Regions from separate parts of the Mus musculus genome. Here region 2 is linked to region 1. The links are chromatin contacts, found by Hi-C or POLR2A ChIA-PET in ENCODE. All regions are on one chromosome and are shown on one strand. The core of a region is the stretch at or near the end of the contact, and the rest is flanking DNA. Distances in the headings are between cores, read along the strand shown.

Region 1 (3,945 bases), core at 1,259-3,758:
GCATTTAGTGCTTTAATTTTCGGTTATTCAGAAACCTTGTACCTGCGTCAAATCATTCTGCTACCCCACATTTGGTTCTGCAAATTTCCATGGTGATGGAAGAAACTGAGAAACTGTGGGTTAGAGGAACAGACTGCTAAGCCCCTTGTTGTCGGTAGCTTAACACAGGGAGCATTTATTCATCGGTTACTTGAGAGAACATGGTTTTCTTGATAGGAAATGATGGTTGTTCCACCTTGCTAAGTATGGTCTCACCATCCTGGTGTGGTGGCTCTCAACTGGGAGTGCTTTGGTACCCTGGGTGCCATTGGGCATTGTCTGGAGCTGATTTCTCACTCTTGGCATTTAGAAGGTTGAGGCAAGGCTGGTGCTAAGTATCATACACTACACGAGACAGACTCCCACATTAAAGGGTTTTTTTCTTCCCAAGATTGAGAAACATTGCCCAAGGTATTAACCATCTTCTACATCTAAGCATCTGAACAGAGAACAGCAAGATTCAGGCACCTAAATACAGGAGGCTAAGCACTGAGTCCTGGTGGGTTGCTGGTGACAGTATCTACTTGGGGATGAAGCAAGACCTTTTGGCAAACAACTGTCCGTCTTTCCACAGTGCCACAGACAAGATTGGAAAAGCCCATTTGCCGGGTTGCTCATGCCATTGTTGAAACATCAAGTGAGCTGGTAATATTGGTGCTATACAAGCACGGCCTCATGTCATCCTTAGAGTTCTAGTTCCTCCGTCAAGTGTTTCCCTATGACTCAGCATAGCACTTGCCACTGCAAACACAACAAACAGAAATGTTGAACTTTCTAGGAAAACGCTGTTTTCCTCGATCAGATCATTCTTGTCTCACAATGCTCACAATGTCAGCTGACAATGCCGTTTCCTCTCTTGCTTTGCTGTACCACCATCATCTGCTCAGCCAATCTTCCCAACTCTGTCTCTGACAGTTCCCTGCAGGCAGGGCCATGCACTGGCATCTGTGGCCTGAGCTACTGCAATGACCCCGTCAATGGCCTCTTTGCCGCCTTGCTTACCACATTCCAGTCTACTACCCCAGGGTGAGCAAGGTACTCTTTTTTACTGGAATGGTTATTTCTTCAGGACTGGGGCCAGATCACCCTCTGGGCAGTCTGGGTCATATGAAACCCACATACCTCTCTGCTCCACGAGGCCTGAGATGCCTTCCATCATTCCCGTAAATCCCCTGGACTTGCTACCATTTTTTTTTTTTGGTTTGGTTTTGGCATGATCCCCTTTTCTCTATGCTGCCAATACTAAAGGCTATTACTATGAAAAGCGCTAACTTAGGAGTAAGAGTCAGCTCTAATCAATCATCCTCACCAGGGTCCGTGAGAGTATTTCTCTCTTGCCTCTCTCCACCTCTCACACTTCATTACAGACACTGGCTTGCCAGTTTCTCTGGGTGTCTGGGACTCTACAGTTACTCAGATGTTTGACAGCTTTATCCTCCCCTCCTATGTAGACCCAGTGTCCTCTTCCCACATTCTTGACATCACATTCTTGAAATTGCTGCCCCTTCCAATCCCCCTCCCTTCCCTGGTTTCTCGACCTCTGCAGCATAAGTCACACTCTGGCAAGCATACATTATTCTTTCTCCTCTCGTTGGCCGTTTGCCTCATCAACTATCATGGAAGCTCTGCGAGGAGAGAAGATGTGTCCATCTTGTCTGCCACCGTGTCCCCTGCTCTATGGCAATACGGCGGCGCGCACAGCTATCAGTAGCACAGTTGGTGCACAGTCATTGCAGCGATGCAGGAACAGAATACCAGGGCCCCAGAGGATGAGGAAATGAGCAGGAAACCTTGTCCCAGCTCAGGATATCAAGGGACACTCAGAAAAAAGGGAGGGAGGGAGGGAGGGAGGGAGGGAGGGAGGGAGGGAGGGAGGGAAGAAGGAATTGCCATAAAGGGACCTTAGAAACCAACCAACAAATCTCAGATTCAGTGGAGTGTTCTCTCCAGGAGCAGCACATGGAACTGCCAAAGCAATGGACACACCCGGAGGCCTGATGGAGAAGTTCCTTTTGTGTGGTTGCTTGTGTGCTCTGGCTTCTTGTTTTCACTTCCTTCACTTGCTTTTGAAAAGCCTCACAAACATGAAAACTAAACTTCTAATCTCTCCAGTCTTAAGCCAACTGCCTGACTGCTCCCTGAGACTCGATCTGGAACAGAGAGATGCCCTTGACACAGCAGGACTGACGGCAGCCTTGACTTTGATCATTCATCCATCTTTGTTATATTTTATAGATTAATTTTTCTGTTCCTTCCCACTAACAGCAGGCGAGCACCATGCTCGGTTTTCAAACGGGCACAGTAGCTGGTGTCTGCAACCACAGATTCAGAAACCAGATTCTGAAAGTTGAACTGAATCAAAAAGCAAAACTTGAATTTGTTGTATGCCAGGTTCTATGACAAATGCAACCTAATGAAGTGATGTGTGGGCAGGCACTGTGTCGGGAATGGTACGTAGTCAAGAGATGATTTAGCAGCAAGGATTGTATAGATTACATACAGAGGCTGTGCTGCTGTATCTAAGAAGAGACTTGAGCATCATGCATTTTGGTATCTATAAAAGTCCAAGAATGTATCTCTCAATAAAGGGTAGGCTGTCGAGCCCATAGTCACATAAGCTTTGAAAACTTTGCAAAACCAGGATGCTCTGATTGTAATGGTGGTAAGACTCTCTTCCATTCCCACCCCACCCCCTCCTGCTTCCCACACCCTGGGCAGAGACTTTCTACAGTATTTTTGGAACAGTGCTGAGGTAAAGTTGAGTTGGCATATTTAGCTTGGGTTTAAGGGGATATATTTAGTTGGCTTTCAGTCACCTCTGAACATTGATAAGTTACTGCTATTCATAGGCATTGCTTCTAGAAATACTCTAACTTAAGGGCCAACTCATGCAGCATCGTGATACAAAGGCACACAGTCTACCATGACATGTGTGCAATAGACAATTTGGCCCTGGGAATATATGGGGAATGAAAGATCACCTATATTTGAGGTCACCACAGTGGTAGATAGTCTGTGAGACTCCTCCCTTACCAATCATACAAAAATATAAGCCAGAATATCCATCATTCTGACTGTCTTAGTTAGGGTTTCTATTGCTATGAAGAGACACCATGGTCACAGCAACTCTCATAAAGAAAAGCATTTAATCAGGACTGGCTCATAGTTTAGAGGTTTAGTCCCCTGTCATCATGACAGGAAGCATAGCGGCCCCGCAGGCAGACACAGTGCTGGAGAGGGAGCTGAGAGTTCTACACACAGATCTGCAGGCAACAGGAAGAGAGGGTGATACTGGGACTGCCTTGGGTCCCCCAAACCCCAAAGCCCACCCACTTCTTTCAACAAGGCCACACCTCCCAATAGTGCCACTCCCTGTGAGCCTGTAGGGGGCCAATTTCAGTCAAACCACCACTTAGAAAATTTTGACACTTTGGACCACAAACCTAGAGGAGTTTTCTAAATAGCATACATGCCCTGCTGTGAACAACGAAGGGCTTATGGATCTCAACTGTTTAAACCTAAAAAGAAGTCATGATGTATCAATGAAAGGGTATATCACTTTTCTATCATTTTCCTCTTTAAAATTGTGATGCTTTAAAGAGACTAGCAAGGAGTAAATATTCAACACAGTGTATTATACTATAATGTATAATGGGAAGTTAACTAAAGTGGCTATTTTCTGGATTTTTGTCTTAAGTCATCCCAAAGGTCCATGTGAAAAAGTTGATCTCCAGATGAGGCAGAAGCCTGATGACAGGGCCATGAGATTAGGGCGTAGTAGAGCCTTTAGGAGGTGGGAGCTGGGGGTGTGTCCTTAGGAGACGCCAGGGAACCTCCCTCACATTCATTTCTTTGTGGTTCTTCTGTTCAGTCACATGCTCCCACCATGATATACTGTCTCACCAC
Region 2 (3,673 bases), core at 1,115-3,614, 91 kb before region 1:
TTTTGATGAGCAGAAAGAACAGTGTAACCCATTCGTTTCACTTAAAATTAACCTTATTTGAAACTTTATTATTCCTCTCTGTATGTATGTGCATGTGTGTGTGCACAAGTGCAGTATGTGTCCATGTGTGCACCGACACACACCTTGTTCATGCATGTGTATGCATGTGCCTGTGTGTGTGCATGTGATGTCTATTAGGGTGGGCATACACCACAGCACATGTGTGTAGGCAGGAGGACAACAACAGTCAGTTTCCTCCTTCCACTGAGGGTTCCTGAAATCAGATTCAGGCTATCAGCTCTGTACTGTAGGCAGGCAGGTTTTACCCACTGAGCCACAGCCCTGTCCCTTAATCATTGCTTTATCACTGAGAAGGAATAATGGATGAAACTAGAGATCACCATTTTAAGGGAATGTCCCTGTGGGTTTGTGTTTCGACAGTGTTTGGCTATCATAGCCCTAACTGGTCTTCAATTCCAGAGCCTCCTGCCTCTGCCACTGGAGTGCTGAGATTACAGGCATGTGCTCTTGTCTGACAGGCCAAGACATCTTAACTTGTAAAGGCCATCAAGGACGGTATCTTGCTTTCTCATGTTTTACAGCTGTTTGATGGCCAAAGCCCTCTTACAGGTGTCCGTTAACTGTTTATTCTGCATCCTTGGGTATACTGTGGGCAAAACCTGACAGCTTATTTGTTCCCCGGGCATCCTCTCTGTCCATCCGGCACTTCAGAACTTGTGGTGACTGTCAGTGATGTGTGATGGTGAGACTCTGCTTGTTCTCCACCTTAAGAACACACTCCAGCCTTTCACTCTGAGGTAGTGTCTGTCTTTTTCCCTGAGATGGGTTTCCTGTAAGCAGCAGAATATGGCCTAGTGGTTCATCACTGGAAAGAGAGGCCCATTGGACACGCAAACTGTATATATCCCAGTACAGGGGAACGCCAGGGCCAAAAAAATGGGAATGGGTGGGTAGGGAAGTGGGGGGGGAGGGTATGGGGGGCTTTTGGGATAGCATTGGAAATGTAATTGAGGAAAATATGTAATAAAAAATGTTTTAAAAAAAAAAAAGAACACACTCCAGGTTTCTCCAGCAAGGATGTTTGCTGAGGGAGATGGAAAAGAACAGTCTTCCATTGAAGGAAACTAAGGGAAGCAATGCTTTCAATTCACTTGCTAAGTTTGCTTTGTTTTAGATTTTTTTTTAAGTCACAAACAAGCAGAGAATACATCAAATACGTTTTCTACATTAATCGAAATTAACATGAGTGTAAAAAGTTAACTTACTAAGGCTCTCAATTGTGTTGGCAGAACCTCTAACAGTGACTCAGTCATTAGACTGTTAGATTTAATTAACTAATACTTTAAAAGCTTTCTTGCACATTTACTTGAGTCAGGGGAAGCTGCTTATAATTTTCGTTGTCTTTTAACACTGACAGCTTATGACTGTAGCCAATGCTGTAAAAGGGCATGGCTGCTTTTGTTCTTTGTCTTCTTCGGGTAACTTAGAACATGGCCAGCAATCTGTTCTTCCTCTAGAGCTCCAACCACTCACCCATAAACCCACCTGGGCCTGTACTTAGTTTGAAAGTGAAAGGGGGAGGGTCGTTACGTTTTAACCACTTTAAGATTTACTGCACTTCACAAACTCCCTACTTCTCACACCAACTCTGACATTCTCCATTTTGGCATTTTGTCTATACTTCCACAAGTTTTAGTTCATAAAACCTGACTATGTTAAAGTTCTTTAAATGGTCCTGAGTGTTAGAGATGCCAAACATCATAGACAATTTCAAAGTAGAAACTTAAAAGGGCTGTCTCAAACCCTATGCTTCAGAAGCAATTATCTCCACGTACGTATGTAGTTATAATTTTATAGCAGACTTCTCTTCACATAGAGAATTATAAGAGCATAAAGTTTAACAGCAACACACACTGTAGTTAGTATGTATAGATACGAGTAAAAGAGTTACACACACGAACAGAGGGGAGATGGATGCTGAAATAGGCAAATGATAAGCATGTAGAGAATCCTGCATGTTTTTCTCTTTAAATAACTATAACAGCATCTTTGCACTTAGTGATCATAAGAACAGGAGTCTGTGCTGAGAGTGGGGGTTTTGTGCGTCACCGCAGTCATCCAGGTTTCTGGTATCTATTCCACGCTAATGGGATGTTTACTGAGTAAATGCATTTGAAGTACCATCTACAAACACTGTTCTCCAAGCAACATACGTTCTGTTTATATAACCTCCCCTGTCCCTTGCAAGGAAGATGGTATCAGTCCTATTTCACGGTTAAGAATTTACTGAAACCAGAGGGAAATAACTTGCCAAGGGCTTAGAAGGCAGCCTGCCAGATTCAGGCGTAGGCTCTGTCTAAAACCAGCACCTGCTGTCTCTCTAGTGCTCCACACTAATAAGCAGAATGAAGGTCCTACTCCAGAGAAAGCCCAAAATGTGGAAGTCCAAAAGGAGCTTTGGAGAATGGGAGGTCCCTTCATTGTTCTTCTGCTGGATGCAGGGCCTTGCAGTGGGAGCTGAGCTTCAGCGAGTCTTTAGCAAGCTTCCTGCCTTTCACACCACCAACAAAGAGCTCATCTGCTGCACTCTGCTGTGCAGTGGGTGGGCAGGGAGGCAGAACTACAAGCAAAAGGGATCCCAGAAGCTTTCTATGCAAAGATGGGGAGGGAGAAGGCGGGAGGGATGGCAAGAACTTTAACAGACCCAGCAGAGGACTCTGGGAACAGAAGGAGGGCCCTGGAAGAGACTGCACAGCTCTGGTTAGCCCTGCTTAGAAAACCCGCTCCCACTTGGAGCTACCAATTAGGGGAAGAGGATTCTCTGTGGGCTGAGCAATTAAAAGGAGGGTCTGCTGACTTGACCTCATGCTGAGCGCACACTGCAGGCAAATGTGGGAACAAGTACAGCTGCCATGTGTACAGGATTAGCTGGTGCCCTTGTCAGAGCAGAGCTACCTTGGTCAACCTTGCCTGCTTGGAGAGAAGCTCTCTGAAGGGCAGGTCACAGCATCGCTCTCTAGTTAAGGTCATTTAAACAAGTCATTAGAGCAGATTCTAGTTGGTTTGAGGATAGCTGCCATTTAAATGAACAAAAAATGTCAATCAAGTAGTGTTATAATCCAGTCACAGACAGAAGGCAGGATAGGTTATTTCCTGGTGACCCTTATTAGAAAAAAAAATCCCAATTAAGAATTTCTGATGTTGTGACACCAGTTCAGATATTACCAGTCCCCAGGGAACATCTGTACTCTGGAGAAGGCTATATTAAAAATCAAACACAATGGCCACATACATTTCTGTCTCGTGCTCGTGATGTTTGTGTATGCATGCATCTGTCTGTCTGTCTGTCTGTCTGGGTCAGCTGACAATCTTGAGTTTCATTCTTTATGCATCATTCATTTCCTTTCCTTTTTTCTTTTCTTTTATCTTCTGACACGGGGTCTCTTGCGGGCCTCTCACTCACCTCGGCTGGGCTTGCTGGCCGGAGAATCCGAGGGATCTCCCTTGCTCAGTAACTCTGCCCCCACCCCCACCCCCACCTCCACCCCAATGCAGGCATTGCGAATGCAAACAGTTGTGCCCAATTTAAAAAAAAATGTCAGCTCCAGGAGTCAAACTCAGGTCCCCTCACTTGAAAAGCAAGCACTTTGCT

What was found. A loop is a pair of places that touch in the nucleus more often than their neighbours do. ChIA-PET counts read pairs that join two places held with the same protein, here RNA polymerase II (POLR2A).
Region 2: POLR2A ChIA-PET joins it to region 1 with 77 read pairs in Patski. The contact joins two enhancer-like sites. A Hi-C loop is called at or near these places in 2 of 37 maps with a recorded cell type or tissue (T-helper 1 cell and T-helper 17 cell). POLR2A ChIA-PET finds 5 or more read pairs at or near these places in 1 of 5 experiments (Patski).

The regions. Positions count from the first base shown.
Region 1 is chr14:76,700,397-76,704,341 of GRCm38, reverse strand. No RefSeq gene overlaps it. Among named protein-coding and RNA genes, the nearest start is that of 1700105F02Rik, 25 kb to the right of the region's middle. Within about 2 kb of position 2,508, at least 1 of the 3 ENCODE cell types and tissues checked has a DNase peak (open chromatin) inside an H3K27ac peak, as active enhancers do.
Region 2 is chr14:76,791,149-76,794,821 of GRCm38, reverse strand. The region is part of intron 1 of Gm30246 (a long non-coding RNA gene); the gene reads right to left. Among named protein-coding and RNA genes, the nearest start is that of Gm30246, 12 kb to the right of the region's middle. Within about 2 kb of position 2,364, at least 2 of the 3 ENCODE cell types and tissues checked have a DNase peak (open chromatin) inside an H3K27ac peak, as active enhancers do.